Linked DNA regions of Homo sapiens: region 2 is linked to region 1. A link is an interaction called in ENCODE POLR2A ChIA-PET data of the cell type or tissue named here. Cell type or tissue: MCF 10A. All regions are shown on one strand. Each heading gives the region's core, and the rest is flanking DNA. Links, peaks and the distances in the headings are about the cores only. Region 1 overlaps COBL (cordon-bleu WH2 repeat protein). Region 2 has its middle 8.1 kb from the start of COBL.

The links. Peaks named below come from ENCODE experiments on the same cell type or tissue, not always from the same donor. Only the 100,000 strongest peaks of a DNase experiment are listed, where the experiment ranks them.
Region 2: POLR2A ChIA-PET joins it to region 1 with 9 read pairs; 2 of 35 experiments call an interaction of 5 or more read pairs at or near these places.

Annotation. Positions count from the first base shown.
Region 1 is chr7:51,222,730-51,227,126 of GRCh38, forward strand. The region is part of intron 1 of COBL (cordon-bleu WH2 repeat protein); the gene reads right to left. Among named protein-coding and RNA genes, the nearest start is that of COBL, 92 kb to the right of the region's middle. RefSeq lists enhancers at 1,742-2,450, 2,451-3,159, 3,324-4,397. In MCF 10A, for the core only: a CTCF peak has its summit at 2,783 (motif pointing right); DNase peaks (open chromatin) are centred at 2,772 and 3,832.
Region 2 is chr7:51,322,733-51,327,129 of GRCh38, forward strand. No RefSeq gene overlaps it. Among named protein-coding and RNA genes, the nearest start is that of COBL, 8.1 kb to the left of the region's middle. RefSeq lists enhancers at 2,037-3,236, 4,014-4,397. In MCF 10A, for the core only: no CTCF peak of the experiment used is centred there; DNase peaks (open chromatin) are centred at 1,979 and 2,589.

The DNA.
Region 1 (4,397 bases), core at 305-4,304:
AGTGTTTTTCATTTTTAGGAAAAGAGTATCTTTTCCAATTTAGCTGGCTTGGACTCCTTTAGAACTCACCAGTTCAAATAGGAAGCAGCATTTATTCATTTAGCCGGCACCACAATGGGAGTGAGAGGCTGGAGAGAGTCGGGAGAGGTTTTGACTGCCCCACACTTATCCCCAACAAATAATCTGTCCCCAGCTACCCAGAGGCACCCTTGTAATAGAATTTTATCCACCCTCCCTCCCCACGTCCAGTGTCAACACCCTGGTCCAAGCCCTCATCTCTACAGCACACACAAAGGTGGAGTCACGTGAATCACATACGGTGTGTACTCCACCCTTCCCTCCACAGTGTGACTAGGAGCAGCCTGCGAGGGCTGTTGTCTTCTCAGGCCTGACTTTGCTCGGGGCACGCACTGCTTACACGCCTGGCAGGGCCCACTGGCTGTGGCCTAAGCTGCAACCAGCAGGCTGCAAGGGCGGCAGGGAGGTTTGTTTGCCCAGCAGAGTGCTGTGAGCATTAGTGTGTACATGCATGTGTGTGTGCCTGCGTGTGCACGTGTACACATTAAAGTTAGCCAACATTTAAAAAATTGTAATATGTCACACTAACAAAATGAATTTTGGGCTGCTTTTGGGGAAAAAAGGTTTGATGATGCCTGGACATCTTCACAGTAAAAAACGGCTGTGTGTTTCCATCTGGACCTATTGACCACTGGACCTGTTGGCTCAGTGACGTCACACATCTGTGCCCTGTAGGGCTATAAACTCACATCCAAACTTCCAGAGAGTCTGAAGATCTCCACCAGCCCTAGACCTGAACCATTCTTCAATATCCTCCACTCTTCTGGCAATTGGCCTACAGCTCCAGTTTCCAGGAAACCAACCAGTCCCCCAACTGCCTTGGCCTCACTGTACTCTCTGCCTCACTTGTTCTGCTCTCAAAGACATGGCTCAAAACTATGTCGTCAGAGAACCCATTTCTGGGTGCTCCAGGCCTGGGCACACACATAGCTGAGATCAGTGATATCTACGTTGGCTGCACTGTGGCTGGAAGCACTTGGGGAGCTTAAAATATGCCCAGGTCCTATCATGGACCAATTAAATCTGAATACCAATTCAATTATTATTTAACAATTCTAGAAGGCAGCAAGGACATTTGTATTCTCAATATGTAGCATAATGTAGTTCATATTTGTGGGTGCAGACATCTACCACATAATGCTTCAGTCACTGACAGACCACATATATAAAGGTAGTCCCCTAAGACTGTAATACCTTTCCTATGGTTAGATATGTTGAGACATACAAATGCTTACTATTGTGTTACACTTGCCTACAGTGTTCAGCACAGTAACATGCCGCACAGGTTTGCAGCCCAGGAACAATAGGCTACAGCATACAGCTAGGTGTGTAGTAGGCTCTACCATGTAGGTATGTGTTGGGTACATTCTGTGATGTTCACCCAAGGATGAAGTCCCTTAAGGATACATTTCTCAGAGTGCGCCCCTATCATTAAGCTATGTATGACCGTACTTAAAAATGCTTATTGATGATGATGATATTGACACTGCTGAAAATTATACATAGTTCCTGCTTACAAGAAACACTGCGTACTTATAAAAGCCTGAGATAGGAATGAAAAAGAGATTGCAGAATAAATGTTCCAAACGAGCCAAGCTTTCTGAGGGAGAAAAAACCTGTGTGGACCTCATTAGTGGAGTATCCACCCTAACACCCTAGCCGAGGTGGCCTTGAACAGTCTTAAAGATGAGCAGAAATTTCATATATGAGAAAAAGAGACAAAGCCTGGGGCAGGAGGAGAAGTCCCCAAAGAGAAAAAGGAAAAAAAAAAATGCTGTACTGCACATCACAGGAGAAGACGCTAAAACAGCATGCCCGGGCTAGGGACAACTGACAGACAGCACACCACGGTGTCTGGGTTTTTTATTTTATTATTATTTTTTCTTTTTTTGAGATGGACGGCAATGGCGCAATCTTGGCTCACTGTAACCTCTGCCTCCCAGGTTCAAGTGATTCTCCTGCCTCAGCCTCCCAAGTAGCTGGGATTACAGGCATACCCGGCTACCAAATTTGCCACCATACCCGGCTAATTTGGTATTTTTAGTAGAGATGGGGTTACACCATGTTGGTCAGGCTACTCCTGACCTCAGGTGATCCGCCTGCATGTGGGTGACCTGTGCGTGTGGGCGGCCCGTGCATGCGGGGGCGGCCCGTGCATGTGGGCAGGCTGTGAGTGTGGGTGGACTGTGTGTGTGGGTGGACTGTGTGTGTGGATGGCCTGTGCACGTGGATGGCCTGCACAGGTTTAGACCAGGCTTGTTCCCCATTGTCTGTTTCGTGCTTTCAGTGTGGCTTCTGTTAAACGCAGGCACCATCCTGCAGCTAACACAGTCACAGCACAAAACAGAAAACGCCTGGCTTCCTCTGCCTGTGAGTGGCTCAGCCTGGGAAAGAATGGCTGCTATTTACGTGGGGACTCCACATCTGTACTCGGTTGTGAAAAGTCATTAGCTTACCAAGCAGGGGATGCCTTTCTCAAACATCTGTGCAGATGTCATGTGGTTGAGTCTGAGACTCAGATGCATGTGGCAGTTTAAAAAGAGTAGGCCTTCTGCACAAGTCTAAAGAGGCCATCAGACCTGGGACCTTGCCCGGCTCCTGCTGGGCACACCCATCGCAGGTGCTCCCGGCTGGCAGTGCACACAGGCTGGGTAATCCAGCTTTCCTTCCTCTCACCCCCTCCAGTAGGAGGCAGGGCAGGTCCTTGGGACTCAGCAGGGAATGAATCACAGCACACACAACTCAAGCTTCCTTTGATCTATTCAGGTTGAAAAACCTGGGTGTGCCCTGGCAGGAACTGTTTATAAAATGAAAAAGTATATATATGAAAACATTTCTGCCATTTCCAAGGTCATCAACCATAGCTCTAAATGATTTTAGCTTAAAACCATCACACATTTACTAAGTTTCAGGATGACGCTTGTTAATTCCCACATCAGCTGGAAGCTCCCAGCTGGGTTTTTATTCTGAGAGCTCTTCAACATTCAGCAGAAGGCTTGAAATCCACTCACTGAAAGTCAGAGGGTCTTAGGTGACATGGTGCAGTGAATGCAAATCGCAGGTGTGAGGCCCAGGTAGCTGAATTAAAACCTAACTCTATAGGTGACAGCCACTGCCCAGCCAGGCTGGTCAGGCTGAGGTAGACAGGGACTGCATGCTGAAAAGGGAAAATTCATGCGTCTCTGTACTTTCCCAGACCCTGAGTTCAAAAGCACTATGCTTTACATCTTCCATCTTTCCAGTTGGAAATGTCATCTGTGGACCTGAAGGTATAACAATTTCTTACTGTCCAAGAAAAGTGGACTGGGAAATCCACAGTGATGCTGAGGCCAGCTGACCTGAATGGCACCTCTACACCATGGGTGCCTGTTTACCATGTTGGCTACTCTGGCTGGCTGCTGGCAAACCGCATGTGCTTAAAGGGAATTTCAGAGAGAAACCAGGCACACCCGGCTCTCCTGGCTAAGAGAGTCTGTTTATGCTGCAGGCAGAAGGGAGTTGCCATTCTCTCTCCATGAGATTCTTCAGCAATAGGATGTTTGCTTCATCCTGTTTACAAGCGGTACATAAGCTGCGTCTGGTTTGTGTCTGGCTATTTATTTGCAGCCACAGTTGTAGACTTCCCTCTACCAAGGGAAGAGGAACCATGACTTTCTTGTTCATCACTGGTAAGTGAAGTGCTGGGCCCAGGGAAGGAATTCGGTCACCACTGCGTTGAGTGAGTGAGTGAGTGAGTGAGTAAGTGAGTGACTAAGTGAGTGAGTAAGTGAGTGAGTGAGGGAGTGAGTTGGGATTCAGCTGCCAAGTCAGTGCCCAGTTTTCTCAGCAATAATAAAAAGTCAGAAAGATGTCCAGAAACAAATGCCCAGAAGACAGCTGAGTGCTACCGCAGCCTGCAGAACTGGTTACCAAAGAGGGGAATGAGGAATCCTCGCATCCTGTACCAGCTCCCACATCCCTGAGTCCAACACTAATCTGATTTAAGCCCTCATTTTCTAAACATGCCATGATCCAGCCACCATGCCACACTGTGTATGTTCAATACCCCTGGCAACTTCATATGCAAGTGTATTCTCCCCATTTTACAGACAGGGTGGCTGAGTATCCAACCAGTTAAGTAACCTTCTCACAATCACACAGCTGGAAAAGACTGGAATTCTAGCCCAGGTCTTTCTGAGCCTAGGACACCACCTACACACTTTGCACCGCCTCCAGCCTTAATTACTTCTTGAAAACAAGCACCGGGGTTCCTGGCAGACTGATGCTAGGATGTTTGGACTCCTTGACACATACTAGAACGCTGGTGCCCTGCAGTGCCG
Region 2 (4,397 bases), core at 228-4,227, 100 kb after region 1:
ACTAACAATAGTAACTCAAAGAAATATTTATGTAGAGTGCTTTCTTTTTTTCTTTTCTTTTTTTTATTTTTTGAGACCAATTCTCACTCTTTCGCCAGGCCAGAGTGCAGTGGCGCAATCTCATCTCACTGCAACCTCTGCCTCCTGGGTTCAAGCGACTCTCCTGCCTCAGCCTCCCGAGTAGGGAGTAGCTGGGACTACAGGCGCCCGCCACTATGCCCTGCTAATTTTTTGTATTTTTAGTAGAGACGTGTTTTCACCATGTTGGCCAGGCTGGTCTCCAACTCCTGACCTCATAATTCGCTCTCCTCGGCCTCCCAAAATGCTGGGATTACAGATGTGAGCCACCGCACCCTGCCTGATTGCTTTCTTTTTATCAATATATAATTCACATACCATCAAATTCACCTCTCTCAATTCAGTGGTTTTTAGTACATAGAGTTGTGCAACCATTACCATTGTCTAATTTCAGTACATTCGCATCCCCCCAAAATAAACCCTGTGTCCATTAGCATCCACTCCCCATCCTTCCACTCCCTGAAACCACGATTTACTTTATGTCTCTATGGATTCACCTACTATGGTCATTTCATATAAATGGAATCACACAATATGTGGCCTTTTATGACTGGCTGCTTTTTCTTTTTTCTTTTCTTTTCTTTTTTTTTTTTTTTAATTGAGACAGAGTCTCGCTCTGTTGCCCAGACTGGAGTGCAGTGGCACAATCTCAGCTCACTGCAACCTCCGCCACCTGGGCTCAAGTGATTCTCCTGCCTCAGCTTCCTGAGTAGTTGGCGCTGTAGGCATCCACCACCACGCCTGGCTAATTTTTGTATTTTTGGTAGAGATGGGGTTTTGCCATGTTGGCCAGGCTGGTCATGAAGTCCTGACCTCAGGTGATCCACCCACCTCGGCCTCCCAAAATGCTGGGATTACAGGCATGAGCCACCGTGCCAGGCCTATTAATAGTTAATTTTTAAGGACCACTTCCTAGATGTGATGCACTATACTAAACTCATTAATAACTCTAATCATTGTGTGTATATATATAAATATACATACAAAAAAATTTTTTTTGAGACGGGGTCTCACTCTGTCACCAGGCTGGAGTGCAGTGGCGCAATCTCAGCTCACTGCAGCCTCAGCCTCCCAGGTTCAAGCAATTCTCCCACTTCACCCTCCTGAGTAGCTGGGATTACAGGCGCACCACCGCGCCCAGCTTATTTTTGTATTTTTAGTAGAGATGGGGTTTCACCATGTTTGGCCAAGCTAGTCCTGAACTCCTGACCTCAGGTCATCCACCCGCCTTGGCCTCCCAAAGTGCTGGGATTATAGGCATGAGCCACCATGCCCGGCCAATCATTTTATATTTTAAATGATCTGAAAGGTAGGTACTATTGTTGTCCCTTTTTAAAAATTATATTAAAATTATACAACTTTATAATAAAAATATAATGAAATATAATTATATTTTTATTTTATGTATATTTATTATATATTATAATTATATAATAAAAATCAGCCTTGTCCCCATTTTATAAGTGAAAAAAATCAAGAATTAGGGAACTTAAGTCACCCAATGTTACACAGGGCAAAGATTCATACCAGGCAACCTTACCTAAGACCCTGTATTCTTGGCCATTGTACAAATGCATCACTTTAATCTATGCCTGTCACCCAGCCCTCCCATGAAGCATTCAATGCAGAAGCAGCCCCAGCACCTAGCGTTTGTCAGCACATGCATGTTGCGCTCTCTGCCAAGTGGCAAACGAAGGAGAATGTGTAGGTTTGGCTATCCTGCCACTTTGTCATGAAGCTCTTATTTAAGCCACCAGCTGTCATAATTTTCCTGCTAGTGCGAGCACACTGAGAGCTATGCTTCCCGTCCTGCACTGTGTAGGGAGGCATTTCTTCACCTCTTTGCAGAGATGTTCAGCCCATGATCTTACGTAACATTGCACCCACGCCCTCCACCCACATAAGGATTATGCAATTGCGTGTAGGATTCCTTGCGGTGTTTTCTGGAAATATGAGCCTCTTCAGAAAATGCATCCACGTAGTTTTGACGAAAGAGGATTTTCTGACCTGTGCTGATGAATGTTCTGTCTTTATATATAATTTTGCCTTGGAGAACTTGTCTGGTTTGAAGTCAACTGAAGGTTAAGGGCATATTCATCTACAAATAAGATTATATCCTTCATACTTATTCAGTTTTATTCAATTCCGAAGTCATTCCAAAAATCAAAGATGGCTTTAGCAGTATTTTATATCCTCTTTTATACTGCACTATATATTACAATTCTCTATTATTTAACATGGTTCAAGAGTGGAGGGGTTGGCTGATGGAATATAACTACAATTCTAAATTTTTGATTTATGTTTTTGGATATGGTGGCTTTTGATGCCAATCCATGGCCTCCTTCCCAGAATTATAATTTGATCTTTTTAGTGAGTTTATAGGCTACATTTATCAAGGAGAAGAAATAAAAGGAATGGTTCTCTATTCCTGGCTTCCCAAATATTTAGCATTTAGGAAGGCTCCCAGCTGACACCTCTCCTGTGTTACTTTCTGCATCAGGCTTGTCCAGGCATGTTGGATGGACAGAGAATGTAGGCTGCCAGGATATTCACATCTCATGAGGAGTGTGGCGCCTCCTAGAAGGAGCTCATCCTGGGCGTTGAGGGTGGCTGCGTAGGAGAAGCTCAAGGATCAGCGGGTCTCTCATTATCTTGGGTGGGGGATTTGTGGCCTCACACTGTGTCGAGCAGATTGTGACCTCCTCCAGGCCTTCAGAGACTCCTGTGGTTCCGGCAGGTCCAAGAAGGAGCAGCACTGAGCCATATCACCCTGGGTTTTTCTTAGTTAAGGCCTCAGGGAGGAGTTCATTTACAATGGATTTTGAAGTTGTAAAGGAAGGCCTTAGTCATAGGGGCAACTGTCAGCACCACCAGCCAGACATAGTATTGTAGTATCGCTGGCAGCGACGAGGGACAGATAGCTGAAGAAAAGGGACCTAGGGATGCCACCAGGTATGAAGGAAGCACTAATTTGTGTAGTCCAGGAAGAACTTCCTTGCGGGGGTCCCAGAACCATCAGTTTCTTGGAGTTCCTTAAGGTAATGGGATAGAGGCAGGAGCATTCTCACTCACCACTATAGTTGGACATTATTTTTACTTACAGGCTACTGTAGCCTAGGAAACCTCAGTTATGTAACAAACATATTCTCCAGAAATATTTTCTGAGACCTTCAAGAATCTGCAGATTCATGATGATGGAAATTTGGGTACAGGCTTCTCAATTTCTCCAGAATAAATATTTCAGGAGAGAGGCTTCTGCAACCTTGTATGACAACATTCACAACAAAAGTTCAATGTCCCTTGAATTGGCAAATCATCACCCACAAACAACAGACACTAACACAGCTGTTTTTACTCCAAAGAGCATCTGCATCATGCTTACTGAGTCAGAAACACCATAGCTGAGTGGAGATGGGGCTGCTGGAGGTGATGGTGTGTCCTCTCCAGCCAAAAGCTTCCCCTGGTGTGCTCAGTAGAATTACACCTTCCTTCTTGTTGCAGCCTTCTGGGCTATTTTTTAAATTAAAAAGTAGAATGAAATATCAGATCTGTGAATGCCATAGGGCTACTGTATTCCATTTTCTAATATGATTATATGATTTCTTTTTTTTTTTTTTTTTTTAAACAGAGTCTCACTCTGTTAGGCCCAGGCTGGAGTGCAACGGCGCGATCTCAGCTCACTGCAACCTCCACCTCCTGGGTTCAAGCCATTCTCCCACCTCAGTCTCCCAAGTAGCTTGTATTACAGGCCCCCACCACCATGCCTGGCTAATTTTTTATATTTTTAATAGAGACGGGGTTTTGCCATGTTGCTCAAGCTGGTCTCAAACTCCTGACCTGAGGTGATCCGCCTGCCTCGGCCTCCCAACGTGCTGGGATTAGAGGCGTGAGCCACCGCGCCTGGCCTCTTTTGTTATTGATTGAAACAACAGCAAAGATGGGAATGAGAGTGTTAGGGAGGACATAGCAAAGTAAGGAGGAATGCTGATACTATGGAGGAATAGCTCCTTCCCACACTCTAGATTAAACATTCACCCCAGGGAACAGATCTGTCAAATGCAGGCACCCCTGGAATGTTTACTCCTCTGTAGATGTTACTTTTGTTTTTCAAATTAATCACTTGAGCATCACATGCCTTTTGGCAGAAGTCAACTCTCTTCATTTTGAGGACCCCATCGCTGTTCAATGATCCAAGAATCCCACGGGCTAAATGGGGTGGGAGGTCAGTCCTCACTCGGCACCAATCTCAGAGGGAGCTGTGCCCATCAGTGCTGTGACTGATTGCTGCCGACTGTGGACAAGTCGGGGTGCTCCAGAGC